2 separate regions of the Homo sapiens genome follow, and region 1 is linked to region 2. A link is a loop called in an ENCODE intact Hi-C map of the cell type or tissue named here. Cell type or tissue: psoas muscle. All regions are shown on one strand. Each heading gives the region's core, and the rest is flanking DNA. Links, peaks and the distances in the headings are about the cores only. Region 1 has its middle 130 kb from the start of MACIR. Region 2 has its middle 67 kb from the start of LINC02115.

Region 1 (5,388 bases), core at 246-5,245, 82 kb after region 2:
TAAGCCTGTTTTTATAGATACTCTGGGTCTACTACCATTTATCATTTAATTCTCTAAATTTTCTAAATAACCATATATAAGTAAATATAAATAAGTTTTGTCACCATAATCATAATGTAACAATAATATAAGAATCATAAAAATAACCATACTTGGCCAGTGATATATTTTGTGGTATTATTTTTAGTGCTTTATTTTCTATTTGAATCTTTCAGAAGAGTCACTTTAATTTAAATTTTTTTTTGTATGTGAGACAGGGTCTCACTCCATCGCCCAGGCTGGAGTACAGTGCCATGCATGATCACGGCTCACTGCAGCTTTGACTTCCAGGACTCAGATGATTCTCCCACCTCAGCCTCCTGAGTAGCTGGGACTACGGGTGTGTGCCACCACACCCAGCTAATTTTTGTATATTTAGTAGAGATGGGATTTCTGCCCTGTTGCCCAGGTTAGTCTTGAACTCCTGGGCTTATTTAAGTGATCCACCTGCCTCAGCCTCCCAAAGTACTGGGATTACAGGCAATTAAAATAGTTCAAAAATTATATTGTCAAAATAACAATTTAATAGCAACAGATTTGATGTAGGATTCAAACCAATTTTGTCAAGTGGACTTTCCAGTCAGTTAAATATACATTCTGATCTATTCCAAGATGCATATTTTTGCAACTTCAGCATTGGTTTTTCTACTTCAGCAAAGACAAAAAATATACTGAAGATTTTCATCTATGTTGGATGCTTTGCCAATCCCCAACACCCAGTGAGAATTAAACTTTGCTTCTCTATTCCCATTTACTAATAAGGAGGCCAAGGTTCAAAGTTGTTCAATAGCTTGTTTGAGATCGAAGTGACAAAGGCAGAACACAGAGAAACTTGAAAATCATGTAACAGTTGCTGCTGCAGACAAGCAAGTGTCAATGAATGATTTTGTTAAATCTCTCTCTCTCACACACACCCCTCATTGGAATTGGTGAATCGTAAGATGTTGTGATAAGCAGGTAGTATGCCTTGTTAGAAAGTGCTCTAGTAGTGGACTAGAAAACTTCCTTTGAAACCAGAGGTTATTAAAACTAATAAGAAATAAGATCATTGTCCAAGTGGAGAGAAGCAGGATCAAGGAGTAGACAAGAGATGCAGAACTTAAACAACTATAACTTCTGGTAGAACGTGGTAGTGCCTTTGGCTAAATAGAAGTCAATGTTTAGACAACAGGAAGTGGGAGTTAAGGAGCCATGTCTTGCCAGATGGTTGTTTAGTCCATGCCTGCCCACGAGTTTAACATAGTCATTAGGGAAGAAAAGAAGTGAAAATAACCTTTCTCTATATTCTTAGTAATGTACATTTAGCACAACTCATAATACAGAGGCTGAAGTGATGTATGGGTTTGATAAACAAAAATAAACTTCGTTACCTAGATAACTGTTTCAAAGAATACCTTCTCCAAGAGTCAAACTTCATTCATAATCAAGGGTAACAACTGTGCTCCGTGGTCGCCTCTTTTCAAGGTCAAAGAATGTGAAGGGTGCTGTGAGCACTATTTGTAAACAAGAGTCAGGAACTTTTTCCAGGTCACATACTTTCTTGTCCAAAGTCAATGCCAAAAGAGAGTGAAGGAACTGCCGCCACAGGAAAGCGATGCTTATGTCCTATTTCTGCCTGCTTTGTCAGTCTCCCCACTTGAGAGAAATTAATTACACTATCTAGAAAAATGAAAGTACGTAAGTGAGAGGCCCGAGGACAAGATTAAATGAAACAAAGGCTTCTTAGGGAGCTTGGAGGGGATGAAGTGTGGATAAACTGCAAAATTCTCATTCCTCAAGGCTGAAACATTAACAACAAAAAGGAACACAGACACATACACACACACACACACACACACACACACACACACACGCACATTGATGCTAAGAGCACTGCCATCCTACAGCTGCTGCAACCAAGCGGCATCTTAGAGGTTAATATTCCTCAGCCTCTTCAGCCTGCCCATCTCTTTTCACCCAGGAGTTTAATTTTAGCTCCGTATTAATTATACATTACAATTACACATAGATATGGGCATACACATATGCTGTAATGATGTCATCGCTATGGTGGACGCACCGCGGAACTTATTCAGGTCACCTCAGACCCTGTGGGGTACAATATTGTTTACTGTCTAGTACCTCAGACTTGATTTACACTAGAGATGGCTGCCCAGAGCCAAGCTCCCTTCAAAGTAGAAACTCCACCAAGGCCTTCCAGAGGGAAGAGGTTAGAGATTTCTGTGTCAGATGCCATGTGGTGATAAAATAAAAATGTATATGTGGTGACAAATATTAAAATTTTCCCACACTACATTGTAGGCAAGAGTTGCTTGACATGCGTGGAGAATCATGTATGTAGCAATGTCTTACAAAGGCAATCGGTTTGAGAAACATGGTTTTTAGGCTACACAGGAAATGGATGTTGAAGGCTTTTCCTGTCGTCGCTGCAGTTTTGATGATTTCAAGATGGGCTGGGGAACAAAGGCTCAGCAGAAATATCTCTGCACTTCCCTCAAGCCCAGCTGCTTGCCCTTGACATCTTGAAACTGGCACTTCAATGAGCTCTCAGCCTCTGAAAGCAATGCCTGAAATGTAAGACCAGAAGCAACTATTTATTAAGCTTGGTCACTAAATTAATCTTTGCCTCTGGCCAGCTATGAAGTGGAGTTAATGAGGATGAAGCAGAGGCTGAGCTGTGACATATTTAGCCACAGGCTGCACCTCAAGGCCTCATTCCCTGGCCAAAAAAAAAAAAAAAAAAAAAAAAAAATCAGGACAGCTCCCTCCTGCCATCAAAAGGGCATGAAGCAGACCTACAGGCAGAGAATTCAGGCAACTCTTACTCACCCCACCCCCACCTTTTTATCTATTACTGAAAGCCTGGCAGTGTGATTGCTCCAACACAAAGCTTGCCTCCCAGGACTGCAGCCTTTTCACAGCAGTTGCACTTCTTCATTTGTAAGTTGATCGCATATTTATTGAGTCCCTCCCAGTGTCTGAGCACTGTGCCATGCACTGAAAATATAGCAGTAAACAAAGCAAAGCTCCTTTTCTCAGAGACCTTACAGTGCATTGGGGTTAAACAGGCGAGGACCCAAGCAAATACACATATAGTTTCAGGCCATGACAAATGTCACGATAGCAGCTGTGGCATGGTTTAATAACAACCCCAGAGAGGTGGTCGGGGAAAGCTTCTCTGAGGAAGTGTCACTTCAGCTGAGCCCTGCCAAGCCTCGGCACCAAAAATACTCCCCAAAGAACATGAAAGAGGAGAAATGTCCAGAGAGTTCGATAAACCTGTGCTTTGATAAATGCTCTTGTGTCTTATCTCCCCAATATCTTAAGGTGAGGTATTTATGATTGAGGACACAGCTGTGGAATGGATTCAACTTGTTTGGGCACCAAAACCCCGGAAAGGCCACATGGTATAATGCAAAGAGAGAGAGATCCAAATTCCCAGCACCCCAATGGCTGTGTCACGTTGAGTGTATTATTTAACTTCTATAAGCCTCAGTTTTCTCACTGGGAAAAAGTAGGTTGATGTAGGTATGAAGTTGCAGAGCATATGAAAATTACCTGGCATGATTCTGGGCTCACAGTAGATACTCAAGGAGTGTTCATCAAAGCCATAACAACTGTGTGTGTGCACCAGGTATGAAATTATTTGCAGACTTCTAAAAATTTAACTAAAATTTAACTCTCCCAATGAAATAGATGCTATTGTTATCACCATCTTAAAGATGAAGAAACAGAAGCTGAGAGGCCCTAAGTAAATTGCTCCATTGGTAAAGTTGGTAAAAGAGTTGGTACTCAACCCAAATCTGGCTCCAAAGCCAAGCAATTAACTCACTCCACTAGCACAACATGCGTATGCGGGGAGTTCCTGAATCCAAGCCAATTCCCACCACCTCAGGATAAATCAGAAGCCATGTACCTTAATATTCCATTGCCATCTTACATTCCTTACAGAGGATCACAAAGGAAAAGGAGTGCCATTCCATTTTGACTTTTCTGTTTTATTTTCTCTCAACTAAAATGGCACAATCTGGAAGATCTTTTGCTTAACTCTATTTATTAAGAAAAAATAGACTGGAGTGAGCATAGCTTGGGTGGGATTCCTATTACTCTGTGCAGTAAGTGGTTTATCACACACAACCACACCGTGACAGATTAGTTCCGGTGATAGAAATGGCCCGCGAGCAGCATACCACTTTGTCACTTATCGCCAAAGAAAAGCTGTCTCCACAAAGATGATGTCTCCAAAGTGATGATGTACTTTGTCTGACAAATCAGCAAAGTGCAAAATGCAAAATGCAAAATAGCATAAGCTCAAAAAGACTGTCCATTAAAAAAAACTTCCATTATTATATATTCTATTTATAGGGAATTAGAATTTATAAGGAACATTACATATGTTTACATGTAAATTAGTTACCGATAAACAAAAGGGAAGATAAATCAATAATTATTTTAATAATAGCTGTGACGTCTATATTCTAGGAGAGTTGCAGGAATAGGAAAAAAAAATAAGTACATGAAGAAGCATTTTGAGAATTATGGCTGGGTACGGTGGCTCATGCCTGTAATCCCAGAACTTTGAGAGGCCAGGGAAGGCAGATTATTTGAGTTCAAGACCAGCCTAGGCAACATACAGAGACCCCCATCTCTACAGAAATTTTTTAAAAATTAGCCAGGTGCCATCGGGTATGCCTGTGGTCCCAGCTACTCAGGAGGCCTAAATGGGAGGATTGCTTCAGCCCAGGAGGTTAAAGATGCAGTAAGCCATGATCACACACTGCACTCCACCTTGGGTGACACAGGGAGACCCTGTCTCAATAAATAAGAAAATTATTTTTCATTCATTTATACCACAAAAAATTATTATGTGCATATTACATGCCTGGCACTATTCTAGGCACTGGGGATGCAGCAATAAGCAAAACAAATAAAAATATGTAACATCAAAACAGCAAATACCTTACCATCATGAAACTGGATACCCTTTTAATGCAAATATTGAATATGATACAAATATTAGTCATTTTTGTTTTCTTAGTTTTGGGATTTCACTCCTATTTAAATGACACTACGCTCCTTTAATTAATTACTTGGCCTTACCAATTTACCAGTTTCCTAAGAGTTCATTTTGATAAGAGAAGGGGGACATAAAAAGGAATATGTAAGGTGAAGGCACTGGGAGTCTGTGCCAGGTAAGATTGTGGAGTAGAAAGAGGAAGGAGGAGAGTGGTGTCTCTCACAATTTTGTCTACCAAAACAGTGGCATCACAAAAGAAATTTCACTATTAATACAGTCTAAGTAAACCACCTGCTACTGCTTTCAAAAAAAAATCACTCAACACATTTCAA
Region 2 (5,388 bases), core at 119-5,118:
CACATGCTCAAAGAAAAACACAGTGTTATGTTTGAAATACTTGTCTCTATTTCAGGAATTCTGATCATCGCAGCATATTTACTCTGCTATGCTGGGTGAGGAGTCCAGGGGATGGCATGGCACACAATAGTGACAGGAGACTTCATTTTGAACAAAGAATAAAATTTGGAGCATGAAATAAGATTAAATATTTTATGCATGTATCCTGAATGTCTTTTGTAGCTAAGGCCTGTTAATCTTTATTTCCTTTTATCAAAGAAAAATGAGCGATATTCCCTTCCAAAATTGCCAAGAGGCTAACAATTCACTTTTAAAAGCTGTAAAGCTCTAAAAGTAAATGGAGATAGGGTGGAGAAGTGGAATAGAGTGTGAGCTTTGAAGGTCAGTTTGGCTCTGCAGCCCAAAACCTTAGAATAATCATTTTATGCTACAACTTTTGGTTAACTAAAAATTACCAGAAAAATGGGTAACTCTTGGGACTTACCCTGGAATTAAACCAAGAGGCAGAAGAGAAACAGGCCCAAAGAATAACTTTGAATGGATGGTGAAAGGAAACAATATTGTTTATTTCTGATGGCACCTTATGGTCCCATTGTAACCCAAATGGCCCCATGCCTGTTAAATATTCAGGTGACTATATGGTAGAGACAGAATGTTGGAGCTCCGGGGAGAAACCTGGAAAGAGATTCAGCTATGTTAATCATTTGCATTTAGAGATGGTATTATATGCCATGAGGTTACCTAGGAAGAATGTCGGTTACAAGAGAAGAGAGCTGAAGACAAAGCCCTTGGGTGGAGGACAGAGCCTGTCAGAAGTCTGGCGCGGGAGGATGATCTCGCAATAAAGCCTGAGCAGGAACTGGGCAAGAGGAAAAGAAAGGGAGTCTTTTGTTCCCAGAGCCCAAAGAGGAATGTGTTTCAAGAAGATGGAAGTGGTCAGTAGAGTCAAATGCTGCTTTGAAGTACTTGTCTGCTAGACAAAAGCATCTTAGTGGGAGAGTGGACCTGTCTTGATGTGGGCTCACCTTGTCTGGACTTGACTTATCTATATCTTTGATCTCACTTTTTCTCAACCTAAAAACATGTTTGTCTCTGCCATCCTGGGGAAGGGGGTGGTGGGGGGAGCTACCTTGAATGCACGTTTCTCGTAACTTTCCATATTTCTCCTCCCTTTCTAATGCAAAATCTTTGAAAAAGCCATCGAATGCTATCATTCTCCACTATCTTTTCTAACCTGCAACAATCAAGTGTCTGCTGGAGTTGTATAGGTTGTTGTTGAAATCACAAGCATGGCCAGATTATCCAGGAAGAATGTGTGGGATAAAAAAAGCAATGAGCCACCAACATTTAATAGAAAATTGTGTTTATATAATACCTGATAAGGCTTTTATGAGGATTAAATTAGGTAATGTATGTAAACCAGTGATTACAGGGCCTGGGACATAGTTTCAGATACTATATTCCATCCCCTTGACACGTTTTTACCCCATTCTCAGTAAACTGCCCGTGGTTGTGTAGCCAAGTAGTACAGATTCAAACTCAGGTTTGCTTGCCTAAAAAGATGATGTTCTTTCTTTCCACTACATTGAGTTTCCTTCCTAATGCTTGTGTCCCTAGTTTTGTGCCTGACTGCAAACCACCTGCTCCTGGAGACCACACCCCAGGTTCAGCTCCTAGGTTTACATCTTGGGTCTTGACCTCTCCCTGACAATCTGATTCTACTCTAGATCTCACCTGTTCCCACATCCTAACTGTGTCAGACCCTAGAGAAAGGTGTAAGACTACAGAGAGGCAAATACGTGAACTATTAAGTAGGATTTGTGAGCATCATTTGCGGAGATCACAAGAGTAAAGCAGAGAAATGCCCAATTAATAGAAGAATGCTTGCAGCATTTAGAAAGAAGAGAACAAGTCAATATATGCATGTGGTTAATATAATTGAGATCTTAAGGTCATCTCCAAGTTCCCATACCTCATTGGAATCTTATTTGTAATTTAAGAGATGCCCAGTAGATGGAGCAGCTTACTCATGCATGATTATTTTCAGAGACCATGGATCGTTTGAATCATAAAATTCCTGTTAATGCTGGAAGAGACATAAAAAATAATTTAGACCCTCTCTTCCGAAATAGAAAAACAAGGACTAAAAATTATGCAATTTACAATAGATTTACAGCCCTTAAGCCAGGTAGCTGATGTTCATCTGAAATCCTCCTGTTGATACTGGTCACCAGCTTCTGACTTTGGACAAATTCCCCTAAGAAAGGAATGGCACTAAGCAGCTAGTTCTAGGTTAGGAGGGTGTTAGGGTGTTAGGGTATGTGGGGGGAATGTTGTCTGTTATAGGATGACCACATTTCTTAGGATAATACTTTGTTGGAGCAATCTTCCAAGTATTAAGAAGTCCCCCACCACCCCTCAAAAAAGCGCATTTTAGAATGGGAAGAAATCCACCCCTTTGCTTCTCTGACTTTCTCTCATCACCTTCTGCTTTCCTCCCTAAAACCAAATCCCACTTGCCAAGGGTATGTTCAGGTTGTTAATTAGAAGGCTAGTATCCAAAAATAGCTCCCTTTCCAGGCTGCCCAGTACCTGAAATTCCCAGGGATAAAAGCAAAGCCATCATTTCATGTCTGCTTTTAAAATATATTCCTGGGAGAAATCCATATCCATTTACTTACTTACTAAATGCTTATTGAGAACTTATTATATGCCAGGAATAGAGCTGCAAAAATGGTAGACAAGGCCTACAGTTCTCATGAAGTTATGCTTTACTATGGGAAAAGACAGAAAAGAAAGAAGACAATTTTAGATACCGGTAAATATTTGGATTTGAGAGTGGCTGAAAGGGTGGGATGAGGTTGGGAGGCTATTTTCAAGGTATAGTCAGGGAAGTCTGTCTCAGAAGATATGATGTAAGGTAAAACAAAGATCTGGGAGAATGAAACAGCTAAAACAAAGGACCTGAAGAGGGAGCATTAAACTGTTTTCAATCATTATATTCCTACCAAGCATTAGACAGTTTATCAGGCTGCTTCTTAAGTGCTGCTACCTGGTATAAAGAAAAATACCAAAGGAAATAAAGCTCAAGTGAGGAAGAGGAGAGGGGTCTTTCTGCACCACATCAGATATATCCCCTTTCCCTAGGGTGAAGGGGCAATTGAGTGCAGCAGCGTGGCACTGGTAGGTCAGGGAGTGCTGGAAGGGGAGGCGGACATCACAAGACACAGACAGACCCATTAAGGACAAACTGAGGATGCCAAATGCAAACTGTAGGTACATAAAAGTAGTTCTTGAAAGAGCACTTAAAATAACCAGCCTATTCCTACCTCTCTATCTCAGTGTTTCTCAAATTGAACCACCGAGGCAGTTGTCAGATACTCCAGGCATCACATCGGGTCTACCAAATTGGTATTTATGCAGTGGGGCTCAGGAATATGGATCTTAATAAACACACAGATCATGAATGTCATGCACACTCAAGTTGAGAACTGATGCTCTGTAAATTCATATTTGTATCAGTGCATCAGCTCTTCAACATGGCCGTCTTTCTCCTTGCACAGGGTCAATTGTTCAAAGTAGAAAGAGGCTAAAACACCTCTGAGAGAAAAGAAAAGATTAATGTATCATAAAAAACCTGCAAAATACTAGAGAGTTTTTAATGAGATCTTTAATATTGCTCTTTATAAAAAAAGACATAGGTCTTTGGTAATTTGCTATTTTTAATCTGTAATATATAAATATAAAGGAGTATGTTTCCTTCTAAATTTGAATTTAAAAAGGACATTGGCCATCCTTCAAAAATACAATATTGTTTTTTCTATGGATGTTGTAATTTTGTGGGCAGTAATTTGTTCTCTCTAAATCTCAAGAACATTGAGCCCTCACCTCATCCTGTTGTTGGGACACAATGCAGAAGCAGTTCTGTTGGTGAAATTGTGGGTTGGGAGGATGCCATTTCAACTTCTGCAGCAAACAATGACATGGCCAATGCATTTGGAGTGATGGAGAAAATCTGTATGTTCTTCATATCCATTGGTATCTTTGTATTCAATTTAGAAAACTGTGCCCAGAACAGTAAGAGTAAATCTGGACTCCTTACCTACCTTCCATCCTTAATTAGGTATTGGGTTTTTAAATAATCCTTCCACTAACCCAACTCCAATAACCAAACAGAACAGCAGGATTATCTAGCTGCCTGATATATTATAGTCAGATAAATGCTTGATTATTTACATTTTATGCTCAAAAATTTGAAAAGAAAGCATACGATCTCTTTCTTCCACAGATTTTTCCAGTAGGCTATAATGCCTAACATTAGCAACAGCAGCAGCAGTTATAGCAGCAGAGCCTTTGGAAAAGGTGTTCCAGAAACCTGACAACGTTTGCACAAAGACTGTTAAACCACTATTCACACTTCTTTAAGTGTTTTAACCAAAATGTCAGAGGCTTCATTAGGGTGGAAACTATTTTATGGTTCCCTAGTACATAAATTTTTTTCTTGGAATTACCTTATTTGAGTCAATTATCTGCTAAAGCAGCAATGGGAGAATCAATCAATGAAAATTTGTCTCTTTGTTCTTCACAAGGAATTCTTGGAGTATGATTCCAAGAATGGACAATTAAGACAAATTATTCATGAAGTACATATGTCATTTGCATTTTTCCCTTTGGGATAAGGTTGTCATCTTTGTTTACATAAAAGGTATTTCCTTGCAGAGCTGCCCTTTTACCTCAGAACTAAGATAATGTTTCCATTTAAACTGAGTCATCCTTGTCCTAAATATTGCATAATGGCACAGACTGCTATCTCCTGTTTCCTTGGGCCAAACACAATGACAAGGCAAGCTAGGCTGTGGTCATTGAATCTCTTTGTAATCACTGCCATTTTGTGTGGTGGTCAGATGCATTTGTTATATCATGGGAATTATAATACTGAATAAGTTGCATAAAATTCTATCCAAGAAATCTTAAAAAGCTTGCAAATGGAATGCCTTATCTAGCTACGAAAAAATGTGTTCTGAAAGCACAGAAGGAACATTTGCAACTTGAAACTTTTCATCAGAAATTGAGAGAGCTCAAGGTCAACTTAATATTAATTCTCCCCAGTTCTTTAATCTAACAGATATCAAGTTGCATTTGAATCTGGCAAAGAGATATGTATATAGGTCAGTTTAGCCTTCACAGGACAAATTTCTTGAGAAATATTCTGTATCCATCTATTTACTCTTGAGTATCATTAGGTTATTTTAAGGTGAAAATGACCAAAACTTGCCTTTTGCATAGAAAGGGAAATTCATTTCTGGTAAGCTGAAATTGCTTTGAATAATTTATAGAGAACAGAGAATTCATCAGATCTGATATCATCAGCAGCCTTGAGATTGCATT

Evidence for each region. Peaks named below come from ENCODE experiments on the same cell type or tissue, not always from the same donor. Only the 100,000 strongest peaks of a DNase experiment are listed, where the experiment ranks them.
Region 1: a loop joins it to region 2, with 2.0 times the contacts of the local background. A loop is called at or near these places in 4 of 110 quality-filtered maps.

What each region holds. Positions count from the first base shown.
Region 1 is chr5:103,390,691-103,396,078 of GRCh38, reverse strand. No RefSeq gene overlaps it. Among named protein-coding and RNA genes, the nearest start is that of MACIR, 130 kb to the right of the region's middle. In psoas muscle, for the core only: a CTCF peak has its summit at 2,782; no DNase peak of the experiment used is centred there; H3K27ac peaks cover 1,235 bases.
Region 2 is chr5:103,472,458-103,477,845 of GRCh38, reverse strand. It overlaps the pseudogene PDZPH1P. Among named protein-coding and RNA genes, the nearest start is that of LINC02115, 67 kb to the left of the region's middle. In psoas muscle, for the core only: a CTCF peak has its summit at 2,021 (motif pointing right); no DNase peak of the experiment used is centred there; H3K27ac peaks cover 1,228 bases.